Regions from separate parts of the Homo sapiens genome. Here region 2 is linked to region 1. The links are chromatin contacts, found by Hi-C or POLR2A ChIA-PET in ENCODE. All regions are on one chromosome and are shown on one strand. Each heading gives the region's core, a stretch centred on a gene start or an enhancer-like site at or near the end of the contact. The rest is flanking DNA. Distances are from core to core; before and after follow the strand shown.

Region 1 (6,933 bases), core at 2,550-5,049:
TGTTTTATTTGGGAGGTGACCCTAGGAAGCAAAAGTGAGGGCATGGGAAACTGAGGCAGGGGAGGAGGAAAAACTAACACACAGGTGCATGGAGATCTCTGCCGTAGGCATACAGAGTGGGGGTGGAGTGTCGATCCATTGACTCTCAGTGGTTGGAGACAGGAGGAAATTGACTTAACTTCTCTGGCTGTCTGCGTTTTCCCTGTGTGAAGCTCCCAGAGCTTCAGAGAAGCCCTGAGGCGGCAAAACAGAGAACTTTAGTAGCAAGCTTGGGATAGGTGTTGGCAGTGTGGATCTGACTTGAGGGAAGTGGCACCATGCAGGGCATCAAAAGTAACTACTACAGTCTATAATGTGAAAGACCCATCCAGGAAGGACCCGTCCATCCTGGGAGTGCCACAGACTGGGTGCTGCTGCCCTGACCTGAGCTTGGCTTTCTTACCTCTCTTCTGCCCATTCCTTGGACAATGGGAAAATTGCTCCATGATATCAGCCCAAGGATGCCTCTTCTACACTGTTCTTTTCCTCCCTGGCTTTCCTAACACTCACACTCATGGGTTTCCATGTGTGAGCAGTAACTGCAAAACTTACTTCCCTTCTCTTTCCTCCTTTACCTTCTGTCTTTTTTTTTTTTTTTCCTTTTCATAGAGAATGGGGGTCTCACTATATTGTCCAGGCAGGTCTTGAACTCCTGGGCTTAAGCTATCCTCCCGCCTCTGCCTCCCTAAAAGCTGGGATTACAGGCGTGAGCCACCATGCCTGACCTCCTCCTTTACCTTCTAATGGCCTTTCCTTTTCCTTTTCTCTTCCTTACAAAACGTGGTTGTCTCTGACATTCAAGTCCCTAAGGCTCCAATCTTCTTCCTCCCCACATCCCCAGGGATATAATTTGGTCCCCAGTTTCAGCTCTCACAGCTGTGTCACTGCCTCCAGCTGAACATCTCCAGGTAGGTTTTTCTCTCTATTTCTGGCTCTCTGTTTATCCTTACCCATCTCAAAATTACCTGGCTATTATGATGCTAATTCAAGTTTGAGAACCTCCCTTTAAGTGTGAAATCTCCCACAGTGAGTTGGATCCTTCTTTTTTGGTTATCTTTTATTCAGCCCAGATCAATATGTCTAAAAGTGACATTTTAGACATATTGACCCCAGCCCATGCCTTTCTCATGCTTGCCAATGTCCTCTCTGCCCTAAAAAAAGAAAAGAAAACACTCTAACTATCCAACCTATGTGCATGCTACTGTCCATTCATGTCTACATGTGTTCAAATCTGGTACCACATTTAATTCCTCAGTGTCTTTGGTGGTGGCAGTCTACCTGGTATTCATAGGCCACGGCGTGGAGTCAGACTGAGGCAGATCATGAGGTGCATGGCCAAACTCACTAGAGTCTCAATATACAGGGGTGTTGTGAGTCAGAATGCCAATGCTAGAAGGATCACTAACAACTGGCTTGAACAACTCATCACATTAAGATGAAGAAACTGAAGCCCAGAGAGATACAGAGCTTTGACAAAGGACACAGGCCCGGTTCATGCCAGAGTAGGGCCTGGAGTGACCATGTTCTGTCTTCCTTCCCAGAGCCCTTTCTACAATAACATAATTAAACAAGGAGCCTGCATCAGGGACTTTTTGAGACGGAGTTTCACTCTTTTTGCCCAGGCTGGAGTGCAATGGCACTATCTTGGCTCAACGTAACCTCTGCCTCCAGGGTTCAAGTGATTCTCCTGCCTCAGCCTCCCAAGTAGCTGGGATTACAGGTGTGCACCACCATGCTCAGCTAATTTTGTATTTTTAGTAGAAATGGGGTTTCACCTTGTTGGCCAGGCTGTTCTTGAACTCCTGACCTCAGGTGATCCACCCACCTCAGCCTCCCAAAGTGCTTAAATTACAAGCATGAGCCACCACACTGGGCCACGTCAGGGACTTTTTACGTGCAAGCAGAGGGTACCGAGCTCAAACTAGCTCAAACAATAAAGGGAAGTTATTTCATATAAATGAAAAGTTTAGAGGTATCTGGCTTCAGGTGACATTTGAACCAGAAGCTTAAATATGTCAACAAGAACAGGTGGATGGAATGCCTGATTAACCTCACCTAGACCACGTAAGTCCCAGGATCATATGAGAAATTCAAATAGAAATAAGGGATATTGGAAAAGGGGAATGAAGACAATAGATGCGTAACAGGGGCCGACAAAAAAAATCACGACAATATCCAAAAGGGGACAAAGATATGTGATATGAAGTCCAAATGATCCCAGTCATAGCTGGACTATGTCCACTTGATTGAGTACAGTTGGAATGGAGATCTTGCTTTGGGGTTGAAGCCAGAGGGAGCTCTGGGACTTTTTGTTTGACAACTGCCCCTGGATAATTCATACCTGTGCCCTGAACATTCTTCCTACCTGTTCAGAGGGCAGGGCTATATTCTTGGGGTGGCCTGGACTCCACTGGAAAGCCCAGCATGCTGGACAGTTCTGCTATTTTAAGAGCATGTGAGAAGTAGAGGGAGCTGAGACAGCTGCCCAGCTAGGAAGAAGGTCTAGGAGCCAGACCTTCCCCGTGGGCAGCCGTCTTCCTTTGAAAGCTGGTCGGTGGTCAGGACCCTGGTCCCTGTCCTCTGTTCCTCACAGTCGGTAGACTCAAAGCTCTGCTTATTCTTCTTCACAGATGCTGTCTCTTCCTCTACCCACCCATCTCTGCCTCTACTCACCACTGCCATACCTCAGCTCCCGTGTGAATTGCCTTGTGCCTGGGCCGTGGCAAGGGTCTATAAGCTTGCCTCCCAAGCTTGCTCCCCACCTGCCCCCGCACATCCTGTGCCCTGTGCTAGGGAACTCACCCCTGACAACAGTTTTGGCATATCATTCTCCCACTCCAAGCCCCTAATCCAAATTCAAATGTCACCTCCTCTGAGACCCCTTCACTGCAGTGATCATTCCCACTCTGAACCCCAAACGGAATGTCCATCCTGCCCAGTTGGAACTGATCAGGTTTTCCTGCTTTCCATTGTTACAGTTTCAAGCATCTTTGGTCTCTTTACTCTGATGATGTGATCCTGGACGATAGAGATTTACATGTCTAACTATGACTCAGTATACAGCTCTATACCCCATAAGTAGTAGATAAACAAATAATACTAATTCCTTGAGGTTAGCCTCTTTAGCTTCAAATCTTGGCCAATTAAAACTTCCTTATCGTCATATCTTTAAATCTCTAGAAATGTAGGTTTGAATTTTGAAATAGGAAGAAGATAAATGGAAGATATTTTCCCGCCCCATTCTTGCAATTAATTTTCCTTGTCTGCTTGAGTATATACCAGCATTGATATCTACCTCTGACTTAATTTACCAGAAGGTGCTCTAAAAACCTAACCAATGTGCATCTCTACAATTCAAACGGGCATATGGTTCAAAACACCAAATTTGTCATGTCTCTAGTGTGCTGAGCTCAGAGGAGTATTTCAAAAAACAAAACACACACACTCAACATGGGTTGAGGGACAGGACATTTTAAATGAGAGTTTTTAAAGCATCAAAAATATCACAGGTGTGTTCTTTCTTGATGCTTACCCATTTAACTATTCTGTAGTTATGGGACCAAAATTCATCCCATGAGCTCAGCATTCCTGCTCTTGAAAAGGGCTGTGTGGGGCTGGACGGATAGTTAGGACTTACCTGAGCAGGAATAAGTTTTCAATGGTACAGGCAGATGCTTTGGGAATCAGGAAGTGACCTGCTCCTCCTTGAAATGACTCTGGGCTGGGGCAATGGTGACACTGCCACCTCATGGGATCTGGGGTTACCTGGTGGAGGAAAGACGCAGGATGAAGAGAACCAGGTATAACCCTGCCACTTGGAGTTTTTCCTACAACTTGGGCTGGTGAAATGCTGAATCTCAGTTTATGTTCAAAATAAATGAAACCTCATTCTATTACCAAAATAAACTGCTCACATGTGATGTTGATAATGAGACAGCCAGACAGAAGCTGCCTTCATACCAAAACAAGTGAATCAGGTGGTAGGAATAAATGAACAAAGGGCAAGGCATTGTCACTGCCCCTTTCCTTCAGCAGTAGAAAGACTGACTAGAAAATTCATACGTAAAGAAAAAGACCTTTTTTTCTGTTGTTACAACCTGAAACGCCATGGAATTATTTGATAGAGCCTTTTTTGGAGAGAGGGTGTGGGCAGACATGGTAAGGGCAGATCCTGTGTCTGTCTGTGTCAGGGGCAGTATTTGCGTTTGCCAAAATGTTTATGCAGACACAGAGAGGAGGGGACTAAGCTATTTGGCCCTGTGACACCAAAAAATTATAATTGTTGTTATTGGAATGAATTGTGTTATGTGTTAAAGTCCTAACTCCCTGCACCTCGAGATGTGGTTGCATTTAGAAATAGGGTCTTTAAAGAGGGAAAATGAAATGATCTCATATGGGTGGGCCCTAATCCATGGTGTCCATGATATCTGGTGTCCTTGTAAGAAGAAGTTAGGATGTAGACAGACACAGAGGGAAGACCTGTGAAGATGGAAGACCTGTGAAGATGTCACAGGAAGGTGATCATCTGCAAGCCAAAGAGAGACACCCTTAGAAGCAACCACCCCTGCTGACATCTTCATCTTGGGCTTCTAGCCTCCAGAACTGTGAGATAATAAATTTCTGTTGTTTAAGCCACCCAATCTGTGGTCTTTGCAGTCCTAGCAAACCGTAATTGTTAAACAGGAGCAGAGGGAGGCAGACTTACTATGGAGAAACACAATATCGGGGCAGCACTGTGTTTTATTGTGAATGAATAAAGGAAATAATCCATTCATTTCTTCAGCACATACTTTATTTCTGATCTTTAGAGGGTGGCATGTAGCAGCTGGGAGAGGCTCTCCCTTTCATTGTCCCCAGCAGAGAATAGGAAACATGCTGTGTGGGCTTAAAAACTTCTGGCCACCAGCCACTGGCACCCTGTCTCTGGGAAGCAAGGATAAATCTGGTGATCCACTGATCACTGAGCACTTAACAATGATCACTGGAATGATATAACTATTATCTTTTCATATTTCTACCAGACTTAACCTTGCAGGGTCAGTATCATCCCTGAGCTTTAAGTTCTCAGCTTGTATATAACCTTGGATGAAACTGTGAATGTTCAATCTGGATAAAATAATTAATGTCTTTTTATTGCCCCTTTCAGAAACACACAAGGTCCTTGTTGGCCTCATGCATGGAGTATGGACAAGTAGCTCTTTACTTAGCTGGTCTTACAAGCTGCTTTGCAAATGTATCTGGCAGGTGGTGCAGTGCATGGGGGAGGGCCCGCAGTCTGTCCCTGGAGGCTCAGCTGAGTATCTCTGGCTAAAGCATCATCTCAAAGGCTTGAGAAGCCTAAGCTCCAGCCCCCACCCCTTCTTGAGCTGATTTCTCCCTCCTGACTCATGTCTGCTGCCTCATTTGTGTTACTGTGCAAATGTTTAGCCAAGAAGCCATACCAGGCCGAGTGCCTATTTATGACCGCCTCAGGAGTTTACAGTCCAGGCACTGAGGCAGCATTCCATGCCTAGCCTCTGGTCAAATAAGGACAAAGTGAACCACACCTTCCCTTCTTGGCAGTGAAGCAGGGGCAGTTAGAATGCTGTGTGCTGGGTGCAAAAGCCTCCCCCAGGCAGGGCCAATTCTTTCCTAGCTTCCCAATGACCTTGAAGTTGTAGCAACATAAATTAGAAGAAAAGAGTGTAGAATATTTGTGACATGACTCAGGATGCTGGGGGAGAAGAGGGCTGCTTGTTTGGTTCCCTTTCTGGGCTTCTGTAGGAAGTGGATTATGAATTCTCATTGGTCTAAGAGAAAAAGCACTTTTGCCATTGTGCATGTCCTGCTTGTCAGCAGGGAGCCTCGTAGAGAAAAACCCTCGAAGAAGGGCATGTAACAATACAGTCTGAGACACACACATGTGTGCACACACATATGCACATACGCCCAAAAAACAACCCAAAGGAATGCAGACACAGCTACCATCCTGGGAGAACCACCACGGCAGACACCAGCCTCAACGTGAGGATTTGGAAATAAAGGTGGCTGGGGTAGGGTTTCTCGTTTTAAGAGACTGAAAGTGTGCTTGCAATCAACCAGAAAATTTGAATTTGTTCTCTGCAAGCCTTTCCTCTTAGCCTTGTCAGGAAACACAAAAGCTCCCCAGACTCAGCTCCTGGCCAGGAGGAGTTGCAATCCGATGTGGTGGTGGTGGGCTGGGGAGGTGTACAATTGCACATAAAAGCGTTCATTGACAATTCAAGACCAGAAGAATAGCAGGGATAGTCAGCACTGTGGGCAGGGTCTGGTGACCAGATGGGTCAGACCCTTCCAGAAATTCTGAAGTTTTGCTTCTCCATTTGCTTAATAGGTGATAACCTAATGTCTAAGCAGCTAGACCTCCTGTGTGTAAACCCCCAGGGAGCAGGGTGTCTGGTGGAAATAGTGTCAGCCATGACTGTGCCATCCGCTAGCCCTTTCCCGGAGCTCCAGCTCTCTGTAGAATGGGCCTCATGCTACCAGCTCTGTGTACCTGAGGGGGTGGCTAAAAGGAGAAAGCTAACAAAATAAGGGGCAGCATGGTGCTTGGCACACCATAAGTGTTTTACAAGGCATTGGAAGGTGAGAAGGTAAACGATCTTCTGTGTCCTCACAGAGGACCCTATACAATAGCACTCAGCAAATATTTGCATGATCGTGATGGTGTGGGCTTTAAATAAATCCCTCTGGGGTGGGGAGGGAGGATGCTTCTTCATAAGATAAATATTTATAGCTACAGTGAAAGAGCAGAAGGAAAAGGAAATAGGCCATGGGGCTCCCTAGGCTTCCCAGAAATATCTCCGTATCTCTTGGTCCTTTCTTTTGGAGGCGTTTCTTTATGTTCTATCCTCTCCACCCACTGCCCTTCTACCT
Region 2 (6,611 bases), core at 207-2,706, 130 kb before region 1:
TTGATCTCAGATTACTTCATTCCTCTCCACCTCCTCTGTTTCACCAATCTGCCAGTCCTTCCATGGATTAAGGCAGAAACCGCTTCAGTGTTCTCTCAGCTTCTTTTGCCCCTAGGCTCTGCATAGCAACCACAGTGGTCTTTCAACACCTAAACCACTTCACTTTCCTCCTCTCCCTAAAACCTTCCAGTGGCATTTGCTTGCACTTAGAATAAAATCCAAGTTCCTTATTGTGGCATGTTAGTTAAGGTGATACTGGCTGTGGTGGTGAATACAACTCTAATGTTCAGTGCTTCCTTCACACATGAAAACATATCCCTGGCTCAGGTAATAGTTTGGTGCACGTGTCCCTGGTTTTGAGCAATTTTCCTCCACATGGTGATTCAGGGACCCAGGTTTTTTCTTCTTGTGATCGTGTCGTCTGCTATGGCCTCAGAGCCTTCTACATCCAGCTGGCAGATGGAGGAAGAGAGAATGGAAAAGGCACACCCATTTTTTAACTGCTGTAACATTAATATGACCCCATTACAGCAACTCACATTCCACAGATGAGAACTGGTCATGATAACCTACAGGCCACATTTGGCAGGCTTCCAAATTACCACCCCACCCCGGGGGAGGTCTTATGATTCATGGAGTATATCCTGTCCTGAGTGAAGAATCTTATTGTGAGTTCTTCAAACTGTTAACACACTGATTAATACGTATCCTACTGACAGTGAAAAGGATGCTGATGTGTTTCTGAATCACGAAGTTTTGCTGATTTGTTTCTGAATCATGAAGTTTTACTGATTGTCTTGCACGTAGCACATTTTAGCCTGTATGATGTCACCTGCAGCCAATGATTGTAACCTCTGTATTGTAGCCTCCACTGAACAGGACAACTCTGGTATAAGGAGTCCTCCTCCCTTCTTCTAAACTTTCCCATAAAAGCCTTCCAGCTTGTAGCAGCCTCTGGCACACACACAACTTTGTTGGCCTGTCTTCCCGGGGGGACCCTCACAAATTATTTCTGTCTCAACAGCCTTAATTTCAGTTAAGAGTCACATGAACTTCCCTAGAAGCTAGTGGGGGGAGTGAGAAATGTAGTCTCTGTCAGGGAGATGCTCTCTAGGCAGTGAAAAGCGCTATGGAGGGCAGTCTGAATCCTTGGTGGCCAGCCAGCTAGCCATCCTGCTGCACATGGTCTTCCAGCCCCCCCATGACTTGCCCTTGCCCTCCTTTCTAACCTCCTCGCAACCCCTTTCCCTGGCTATGGTCCAGTCACACTGGCCTCCTTCCTTCTGTAACCTCAGACTCATCCTTGACTTAGGACTTTTGTGTTCTCTCCCTTCTGCCTGGAAAGTTATTGTTCCCAGACCTTTGCCTGGGTATTTCTCTTTAACACTCAAGCCTCAGTTCAAATGCCATCCCCTCAGGAGCCCTTCCTGACTATGCAATACAGACACATCACCAGGTTTAGTTGTCTTTACAACATGAATCAACTATCTGGAATTATCTGTGCTTTTTAACTCGGTTATTGTCTACTCTGCCCCTACTCGCCATCTGTGTAATGTAAACTCCATGCCTGACTGTCTTGCTCTCTGCTGTCTATATGTCCAGCACACAAAACCTGACTGGCACATATATGTCACTAAATACATATTTATTAAATGAACGGATAAAATCTTTTGGTCCTGGGTTCATATCAGTGAAGAAGAGTTGGTATAGGAACACCAGTGCCACTTTACATTTTCAATCACTAAGGTTCAGTTGTGCTGATCAATCATTCAACCAGTAAAATCAACCATTTCTTCTGCATTAAATCCTCATTGTACCATCCTGGAAGAACCTGGTGGTATATCTTAATCTAGTCAACCAACTAACCAACCAATCTATATCCTGTTAGAAATCCTTCTGTGCAAATTATTTTAAAATGTACTTAGTCTTTTGGAATTTTTTAAATAGTCTTTTCCTGACTAAATGTGAATCTGCATTACAAGTGGTACATTTTGCTTGCAAGTAATTCTTATTGCCACTAATAACACTACCGGGGAATACAAATAAACCAATGCAAAGCAATTCTAATGTCTGCTCCACCAGCCAGTTTTAAAGCTGCTAATGGAACTTGAGGCGTTAGAGTTTTGTGTGTGCTCAGAATTTCAGAATGACTTCTTAATTCCTTTTCCTTATTATTTCCAGGGTGGAAATTCAAAGCCCTTTTGAATTCTTATTGATGAAATTACTGGCAAAAATATGGAGTTTTATGAGCATATATTTTATTCTACTGCGAGGCAACATTAGACAATGAAACAAATATTTGTTTCAAAGCCAAAAGTCCTGAGTTTGAATTTTTTGGGTCTGCCATTTGTCAGCTGTGTGACCTTGGGCAGGTTGTTACTTTTTTTCTGTGCGTCATCAGTTTCTCAATCCATACAAAAACAGTGATAATCTTCACAGGGCCTTTGTGAGGAATAAATATGAGTGTTTAGCTTAAAGCCGACGCTTAGTAGGTGCTCAAACGATGTCAATTTTTCTCCTTTATGGTGTTCTTTACTCCATTTAGCCCAAAGTTCTTTAGAAGACAAAGTCTGAAAGAGCAAAAGTTTTAAAAAATATAGAACACTTTAACATAAAATTTCTCATATATGCTCAGGGTTGAATTAGAAATGTTGGGGTCATTTCTTTCTGTCTTGCTCATGTATCTCATAAGTTATAAGTCATGTTGAGTCTACTCCTGAATTATTCCTGGAGACCATCCACTTATCTCTGGATACTATACCTCCTTTTTCAGTAGGATAACTCCCAACTGGTCTCTTCAGCGCCTTCTTTTTCAACTCTATCCTCTATATTGTGTTACTGTTAGTTTTCTAAAATACTGATATAAACATATTACTTTCCTTCTTATGGCTCAGAGCCTTCAGTTGCCCATAGGTTAAAATTTGTCCATGTAAATTCTTAGCACGGTTTAGCTCTAAATAATTTCATTAGCCAAATTTTCTTCCTTTGTATTCTCACTCACCCTACATTCTTGTTATACTGACCTTTTCATTATTCCCCACTCTGTCTTCTGTGAGCCTTTCTGCCTTGAAAAGCAGTTTATTTTCTATCTAGAATATTCTACCTTCTCTTCTTTGCCAGGTTAACTCCTACTCATCCTTCAGGATCCAAGTCACATATCACTTCTTCAGCTCTGTTGTACATGTGGACCATGGCAATGTCTGTGCTCTACCACTATGTCTACTGCTGGAGTCCAGGCTTGTCTGGGTGAATCCTAAGGACTGGGATGGGGATGGGTGGCCCCTTCTGCTGACAACCCAGTAATGGCACATAAACTTTCCATAAAATTTAAAACATTATTAAATTCATTTTACATTATATTGCTTAATAAAGCAATTCATGTATTTCAGATTTGGAATCTGAAATAGAATTCAAATCAAAATATATAATATTAAGATGCTAAAAGAAATCACATTTAGCAATAAGAGATCTGCAAGTTCAGTCAAGGAAAAATAACATAAACCATCTTCAAAAGCAACTTACTCAACAATAAAATTTGATCAAGGGTACAACATTAAAATCAGATACTGCTGTGTATGATAATTATAAAATATATAAAATTTTAGCCTGTGATGAAAACCTCGAGTGAAAGGCAGATAAAAGAATAAGGCTTAAGTCGATGATATTGCATCTCCTGATAATAAAAGTATATAGCATCTATTACAAATGTGGTCTGGAAACTTAAAAAAAAAATAGTTATTAATTGATCTGCATGGAGAGAATGTTGCTTTTTACTGCTTTAGTCTGTCTGCCAAAAAGCAGTCAACAAACAGTTTCAGGGTATTCTCTATGCTTCGGGCACTGTGCTAGGCATTGTGGAGATTATAAAGAAGTGTAAAAAGGTGGTTCCTGGCCTCAAGGGGCTTTCAGTCTGTTTCTTGTTCAGCTTAGCTTAATCTCAGATTCCCTCTCCTAACCTTGTATTCAAGGGTTTGGTTAATGAGTACCATTCTCTATCCACACCCTTCTTCTAAATCCAGTATCAGCACTTGCATTCTTTCACATTTCACATCAGCTTGTCAAGTCCCACTCCAGTTAGGAGCACTCTGGCCTGCATCTGTCCCTCTTCCACAAGGGGTGCAATTAACTGGTTAATACAGCCCCCATCTTGCCCCAGAGCTTTCACCACTGTTTATAAGAGTTAAGGCCCCCCATTTATATCTAATTACCTTCACCTCTATTACCCTAAATCTTTCTCTACATACTCATGTTTCTGGAAAGAAATGAATCTTAATCCCATCTTCAGTTCTCATCTAGAAAGAGCTTTGTTTTCTTCTCCTTTTTTCTCCAGAAGACTCTTGAACTCCAAAATTACTCAGGGGAGGTGCTGTGTTACAAGTTAAGCTCTTTGACCTGAGTTTTCACTAAGATCTTATCGGGAGAGAGGATGAATGAAACATAGGGTAGGTGGAGGGAGGTAATTTAAGAACTTGGAGTGGGGTAGAAACTCCTGAAGGCACGAAGTAGCAGTTGGCAGAAGAGGTGGGAGAGAGAAATAGTGATATGCTATTTAGTTTACAGTTTTTTCTAAAGTCTGGTCTTGAGTATTGAAATGGCTCCTCTCTTTAGGGTCTAGTTTCATGAACTCTGCTGCTAGACATTTTTTTCCAGTGAATATTTATTACCCCAACTGTAATCCTTCATTTAACATAATATAAAAATTGTGGAAAAAGAGAGCAATTAGTAATAAATCATTATCTCATCCATTAGCAGTAAATAATACCACTTTGTCAAAGTCAATCATCAAGCAGTCAGCTAGAGGTGATTATGTGTGCTACCCAAGTGGAATCAGTCCAAAAACAAACCACAGCTCCCGTTTATTATCCTAATTATGCCGTAATATGATGCCATCTTTTTCTCCCATAAACTTGATGACAATAAGAGGGTAACAATGAAAATTGACAGGATAAGTGAGCAAGGAAAGGTAGCCTGAGATATGTCCCAGCCCTGCCACTTATCAACCTCTCTAATTTCTGATGCTGAAGAAAGCTCTAAGACTCAAGGAGGGAGTTGAACAGAACAGGGAAACCCTTGGTGTGTTGTATGTACCATTATATGGAATAATCTTTTGCCATGAGACTATTAATCAAATCAGAATACAGGCAGTTCTCACTTTCCATGGTACCATGTCGACTGAATTGTGTGCGTAGCAGAACTGTGTCATCATTTTACATGGTTCAGTGGCAGCTGAGATTGTTACCATGGAATTGTGCAAAAGAGAGGACACAGTGCCAATATGCACACAATTCAGTTAACATAGAACCATGCAAAGTGAGAACTGCTTGTAGTCTGTGTAAAATAGCCCTTCACCCCAAACCTTTATTAACTTGAATTTTATCAGACTCTTGGAAGCAGTGGCATTGATGGGTGAATAAATGCAAAAGGTTTCTATGACATCCTAATCTGTTATCTAGGATGAAAGATGCACATCAGCTGGATTGAGTGGATCCATGATAGGAAGATGAGACTTCTGTGCTGGAGAAGGTGAGAGAAGTATAGGGTAGGGGCCCAAAGCATAGTTTAAAGATCAGAGTTAGTTGGAGAAACCAGGTTGAAGGCTAGAGAAAGAATACTGGTATGGTGATTAATATGAAACGTCCAGCTAAAGAAAATTAGGACATTCTCCAGAACCAGGAGAAGGCCAGTTAAAGATTTGTTGGGTTAAAGTCTGGGGAATCCTCCCTGAATTAGCTGCTCAGGTGATGGTGCTGTTGGGATTGCAACCTGTCGTGGATACCTCCATAGAGGATTTGCACAGCCTAAAACACCCTCAACTGGTCCAACCAGCCCCAGTGGTTTGACCCGTGGGGACACTCCTGACAAGGTGACTCTGCTCCCTGGGCACATGGAATTGTCCAAGGGTATTCCCCTAACCTGAGCTGGACCAGAGTCCTTTCCCTGTAGATTTGGAATTGAGAATGATTGAAAACAGTCAGATTCCTATGTGGGGGCTGGATCATTGAAAGCTTCCTTGCTGTGTGGTGGGTATTTCTTCTCTGCCATGCACACCAAAGATGCAGAGCATGCCTTTTAGCTTTATTCTTTGGTCTCTGTGACTTGCAGATGGAAGCAGAGATAAGAGATGAAGAGATGCTCTTGAATGTTCTTCTGGTTCCTGAATCCACTCTCTTTTGAGGCCAAGATGTGCCCCTGTCTTGAGTTTCTGTAAGACATTCATGTACCCCATGTTAAACTCAACTTTTTGATTTAAACTTGTCTGAATACATTTCTGTTACTTGCAAGTAAATAATTACAACATATGATAGGAGTCTAAAGGGCATAGGATAGATAGAATGGGAATTAATGAGATCTTGATTGGGAGGAAAAGCAGTTTAGATGAACAAAAAAAAAAATTACTGTGATCCCCATTCCAAGGGCTGAGTCTGGGAGAGTGGCCTGTGGTCAGAAGGTTCACAAAAACCTTCAGTGAATAGAAATAGTCTTCAATGATCCAAGCTTATGCCATGTTGAGTGATGTGAGATTTATTTATGATGGGCCTCAACTGTACATAGTCGGTGCCCTGTAATTCAAAAACCCCACCAAACGAGGTCTAAGATCTCTGGTCCTTATT

What was found. A loop is a pair of places that touch in the nucleus more often than their neighbours do. ChIA-PET counts read pairs that join two places held with the same protein, here RNA polymerase II (POLR2A). Pooled maps may share reads with other maps.
Region 2: a loop to region 1 is called in a map of PC-9, with 9 times the contacts of the local background. The contact joins the enhancer-like site here to the promoter of LINC01802 in region 1. A Hi-C loop is called at or near these places in 5 of 168 maps with a recorded cell type or tissue (IMR-90, MCF 10A, PC-3 and 2 more) and 3 of 50 pooled maps. POLR2A ChIA-PET finds 5 or more read pairs at or near these places in 2 of 52 experiments (AG04450 and MCF 10A).

Annotation. Positions count from the first base shown.
Region 1 is chr2:207,257,311-207,264,243 of GRCh38, reverse strand. LINC01802 (long intergenic non-protein coding RNA 1802) reads right to left here and starts at 3,799. Exons shown (of 3, transcript NR_146973.1): 1 at 3,677-3,799.
Region 2 is chr2:207,389,121-207,395,731 of GRCh38, reverse strand. No RefSeq gene overlaps it. Among named protein-coding and RNA genes, the nearest start is that of MIR1302-4, 120 kb to the right of the region's middle. RefSeq lists an enhancer at 149-1,348. Within about 2 kb of position 1,456, at least 5 of the 41 ENCODE cell types and tissues checked have a DNase peak (open chromatin) inside an H3K27ac peak, as active enhancers do; they include IMR-90, PC-3, PC-9 and 1 more, where a contact is called at or near this core.